Linked DNA regions of Mus musculus: region 2 is linked to region 1. The links are chromatin loops, found by intact Hi-C in ENCODE. Cell type or tissue: heart. All regions are shown on one strand.

Evidence for each region. Peaks named below come from ENCODE experiments on the same cell type or tissue, not always from the same donor. Only the 100,000 strongest peaks of a DNase experiment are listed, where the experiment ranks them.
Region 2: a loop joins it to region 1, with 2.9 times the contacts of the local background. A loop is called at or near these places in 2 of 42 quality-filtered maps.

What each region holds. Positions count from the first base shown.
Region 1 is chr16:18,810,188-18,812,687 of GRCm38, reverse strand. It overlaps Cdc45 (cell division cycle 45), which reads left to right and starts at 716. Exons shown (of 19, transcript NM_001358206.1): 1 at 716-1,173; 2 at 1,324-1,383; 3 at 2,207-2,299. The coding sequence starts at 1,123. Ufd1 (ubiquitin recognition factor in ER-associated degradation 1) reads right to left here and starts at 394. Exons shown (of 12, transcript NM_011672.4): 1 at 271-394. The coding sequence starts at 273. In heart, CTCF peaks have their summits at 200 and 1,062; DNase peaks (open chromatin) are centred at 387 and 957; H3K4me3 peaks cover 2,049 bases; H3K27ac peaks cover 1,661 bases.
Region 2 is chr16:18,247,520-18,250,019 of GRCm38, reverse strand. Ranbp1 (RAN binding protein 1) reads left to right here and starts at 1,326. Exons shown (of 6, transcript NM_011239.2): 1 at 1,326-1,472. The coding sequence starts at 1,458. It overlaps Trmt2a (TRM2 tRNA methyltransferase 2A), which reads right to left and starts at 1,137. Exons shown (of 12, transcript NM_001080999.2): 1 at 769-1,137; 2 at 1-534. The coding sequence starts at 789. In heart, a CTCF peak has its summit at 1,005; DNase peaks (open chromatin) are centred at 99, 489 and 1,129; H3K4me3 peaks cover 2,500 bases; H3K27ac peaks cover 2,368 bases.

The DNA.
Region 1 (2,500 bases):
GAGAACTATCGACATAAAGTAGCAGGTTCCTTTTTACTCTCGGGGCTGCTGTCCCGCCGAAAGGCATTCGAGTCATGACTCGGACAAGCTAAGAAGAAAAGAGGTGGCTCGTAATTATGGGTCCCACTTGGGACAGAAGCTCTCGGGACAGTGTCGGGGCCCGACGCAGGCCCGGGTGACTCGGCACCTCCGCCACCAGGTCCAGGCCCTCCCTGCCAGCTCCAGGGGCAACTCTGGCATCATCCGGTTCGCGATCCCCGGTCAACTCACCATGACTGACAGCGTTTGGTGATGCCGCTTCTTTTCCTGAACCTTACAATAAAAACCCACAGCTCCCTCTTTGCAGTCCAGGCCACTGCTCTGAAACCCAGAAACCGCGAGAGGCTCGCCGGAAGTGACGGAACACCGCAGGGGATGGGGTACGGAGGCCTGAAGTCAGCGGCGGAAAAACAGAAAGTCATGGGAAGGCCTGAGGTTTGAATATTACTTAAAGTAAACATTAAAACACTTGATAATTGATTTCACAGGATAGCGACTGTTTATAATGTTTAGATAGTACTCTCTTCCAAACAACTTGATAGGAGCCGTTCTCCTTACGGACTACAATACCCAGAATGCAGCTAGAGTTTCCGGCGTTGATCCCGGCCATCATGGATTCGGGCGGAAGTAATCTATAGCTCACTCTAATTCGACGAACCGTGTATTGGAAACTTATTGGAAACACATTCAAATAATGTGTGACTGAATTTACTTTATGTCTAAGAGTATATTGTTTTCTAAGTATGCCAGGGTCAGATAATAGACCTTCCTTCCCGAAGTAAAGATGTCTGCCAAACATAGGTGGTTTTGGGTGACTGGACGTTAGCGTCAACACCGGCAACAAGGTTCGCAGCCTGAGGAAAGATGTTTCATTTTTTGAGGGACGGGCGGGTCTTATCCAGCTGCGAATAGCAGAGCATTATTGGCTGTCCCCAGTAGGAACCAATCAGAAAGGAGGAAAGGCTAAGAATTATTGGCTGCTGGCGTGGACCAATCAGAAGAGCTGTGATTTGGCGGGAGTCTTGACGACCTCCGGGGCTGTCCGTGTCTCAGCGCCAGTTCTAGGTATCCGCCGCTGTGGCTATGTTCGTGACCGATTTCCGCAAGGAGTTCTACGAGACGGTCCACAACCAGGTGACTCCCATTCCACGATCCTGATCCAAACCTTATCTGGGGGCTGGGGAGAAGAGGGCGAGTGTCCGTGGATGGGCCGGGAGGTCAGAGAGTTGCCACAGAGTTTAGCGTCCCTGTGTTCAACTCATCTGTCCACGTTTGCTTCTACAGAGGGTCCTTCTCTTTGTGGCCTCGGACGTGGATGCCTTGTGTGCTTGCAAGATCCTCCAGGTGAGCTTTGAATACCTTAGGAAGGTAGGACAGGAGGGAGAGGTGACAGATCAGGGTTGGCCCCAGCAGGGGGTAGGTCACAGAAGGGGAGGGACCAGAAGGAGCAGGCAGGAGGTGAGGAACCCAAAATATCCTCTCTGACCTATACTGGAGCTAGAGAGAAGTATAGTGCAAACAGTGAGACAAGTACGTAGTGTTTTATACAGTAACCCAAGTGAAAATGGTTTCACTTCTGAAATCTTTGAATTTGTAAATGACCTCTCAAAGATGGAATTTGAGAGAGGAGATGTGACAGTGGGGAGTGGTATAATAGGGAGTGCAGGAAATACAGGAGCCCCGAGTCTATTAGAGAAGATTGTTAGTTTGGGCTCTGACCATAGTGTGGTTTGTTTTTTTGTTTTTGTTTTTTCAAGACAGGGTTTCTCTGTGTAGCCCTGGCTGTCCTGGAACTCACTTTATAGACCAGGCTGGCCTCGAACTCAAATCCATCTCCCTCTGCCTTCCGAGTGCTGGGATTAAAGGCGTGCGTGCGCCACCACACCCGGCTCATAGTGTGGTTTTTACAATGTGCTGGGGTTAGGAATTTTTCAGAACCCCTGTAATTAAAATTAGGGTATTTTTTTTCTCTTAATGTTTTACTTTGGCACACTGTACAGATTCAGATTGAATTCTTGCTCACAGCCTTGCCACGTAGCTTCTCCTATTGACCTTTTACCAAACAGCATATCACATAGATCTTTGTCTCAACTCAACTAGTCTGCTTCTGGTGATTGCAGGTAAGTTATCTTTAATGAGGGTTTCTGACCACATGCTCTCTCTCCAGGCCCTGTTTCAGTGTGACCACGTCCAGTATACGCTGGTTCCGGTTTCTGGGTGGCAAGAACTTGAAACTGCATATCTTGAACATAAAGAGCAGGTATGAACTAATGAATTGGAGAATAATTAGGCCACTCTACTCAGTGGCAGGTTCTTAATACTTAGCATTTGTCCAGTTCTGAAGTAGGAGAAGGGTGTTTTTGAAGTATCAGTTTTATTAGGCTTAAAGTTATGGTGGCGGAATCAACATTTGCCAAGGAACCACCAATTTAAGGTAGGTTTGAACTACATCTAGCAAGAC
Region 2 (2,500 bases), 560 kb after region 1:
TAGCACCCGCTCACATTCCAGTCGCTTCTGCTCCAGCTGCTCAGTGTAGGGCACTGTCCACAGAGGGGTCACCACATCGGCAATTTGTGTTACTGATGGCTCACTATCACCTTCTTGCCGCCTCTTCCTAGCCATGGGGTCAGCCTTGGGTCGGGCCAGGCGTACGCTGAGCGGACAGCCTTTCCAGAGAGCACCGTGCAGCACTCGCAAGGCCTTGTCTCGTTCAGCAGCGCTTCGGAATGTTACAAAGGCACATGGTGGCTGTCCAAAGAGTTTGATTTTGTGGGACTGTAGACCAAAACGGCCTAGAAAACGCCGGACGTCACTGAAGCTGGCGTGGCGAGGTACATTTTGGAGCTCCAGTTTAAAGATTTCTGATGTGAACAAGTCATCCCTTATGTAGCTGTAGAGCCCAGGCTGCGTTCCAGGCCCTGCAGCTGGCCCAGGCCCTGCTTCCTCTTTTTGACATAGTGGGGCCGCAGAGCTGGGTACAGCACTGGCATCCTGGCCGCAGTCCTCCATGGGCTCCGGAACCTACGTGGGAACAGACGGGCCTGGCTGAAGGCTCTAATTGGTATGACTCGCTCCCCCAAACCGCTGACAGATCTCCATTAGTGCACACTCCACGAAGCCCTGGAGAAACCCGTTCTTTTACTCTCGAGACCCAATTCTCCCCCATCCTATCTTTGATCCGACAGTAATGACTGCTGCCCCAACCCACCTCCGCCCACCCCGTCCACATCTCCTGCACGTCTCCCTTTGCTTTACTTCCGCGGCCGGCTCACTCATCTCCTGGCTCGTCTGTTGCCCGGACCAGGGTGCTCACGAGGACCACCGGCTCGGCCTCCCACCCAACAAGGGCGCAGATACGAGGTACGCCGCCGTGAAGGTAGACCGCAGCTCCACACAGGGACTCAAAACTCGGGTGCTCAGAGCTGGGACTGAGGTTTGCGGATGCACTGTCCCCAAGGGCCACACGCTGCGCCTGCCTTCGGCTGGCCAGCGCACACTAGCTGCGTCTCCTCTCTCTAAGGGCTTGGTTCCGATGACGTCACCGCCGCGCGCCGAGTCCCGACTGATCCTTCCAGCAGCCGCTCACGCCAGCGTCGGAGGCACTCAGCCTGCAGGCGGAAGTGCGCGCGTGGGTCGCCGGGAGAGCGCGCTCCCCGGGCTGAGGCGCGGCCGGGCATGCGCCGCGGGCGTTTTGGCGGGAAGCGCGGGGCGGGCCGGACAATGAATGTCCGCTGTCGGAGCCAATAAAGCTACACTGGTTTTGAATCACTGCGCGTTTCCCGCCGCTGGGGTCAGGGGTCAGGGTTCGGGTCGGGGGGCGGAGGGAAGAGCGGACGGGCGGGAGCGCCGGCGCCAGACGCGGAGGAAAGGAGCTGCGACTAGCCGCCCAGAGGCCGCCGAGCCAGCGACGCCTGAGCTAGTCGAGCCACCGTCGCCGCGCCCCCATGGCGGCCGCCAAGGTACAGCGAGGCCCGGGTGGGGCAGGGCAGCCGGAGAGGCAAGGGCCGCTATGGGCGGCCACGTGGGCGGCCCGCGCCTCGGCCTCCAACCCTCGCTGGCTTGCGGGTTCGGGGCCTGTCGAGGCGCCTGGGCCTGGGGTGCTCGAGGTCTTTGGGGGTCCGCGAGTGGGAGCTGCTGGCCAAGACTCCGATCTCGGGGTCTACAGGGCGGCGCGTGACCTTGTGGTCTGCGGATGAACAGCCATGCCCAAACTGGGCTCCCGGCTTCACCTGGGGACCTGGAGGTGGCCGATCTCCTCCGTCGTGGCCCACTTGTGATCTTCCCATTAGGGGCGGCAATCCTCCTTCCAGTTGCACGCAGACCCCTTCATTCATTAGGACATTGCGCCTTCGGTGGGGAAAGCTCGCGTCCCAGCGCAGGGTACAGATATTAGACGCGCGGACTCTGGGCGGGGGCGGCTTTGTTGGTGGCTCGTGTGTCGGCCGCAGCTTAGCCGCAGTGCTGAGAAACCGAACGAAAGGTTTCTGTTTCTTTATCCTGTTGAGTTAGGTAGTGAGTCTGGGATTTCTCTATATTATCAAAGCACGTGATCTTGTCAGATTTAAACATGCATGTCCTTGTAATTCTCCAAGTTGAGTCAGAATCTTAGAGCTTATTTGTCATACTTTTCCTAGCTTCTTTCGGCTTAAAATTTCAAGCTTGGGTATTATTGCTGGAGGGATTGTAAACTAACAAGTGCTTGGATAACCCTCAGTAAAAACTGTTACGGCTGCTCTTCCTTTTGAGTATATCATGTTCTTTTTCATGGTGGGTATTTTTTTTTTTAACAGAAGAGGAAGTTTCTCCCAAGCTACTTTGCCAAGGACTTGGGTGTGTGTAACCCATTGATGTTTGAGTGTGTAGGAGTGTCAAAATACACAGTCTTGTTTCATGATATCCTGTGATTTTTTTTTTTTTTTTTGTGATGCTGGTTGTAAATACAATCAGATGATGTGAAAGATAAAACCAAAGGCTTAATTTCCAATTT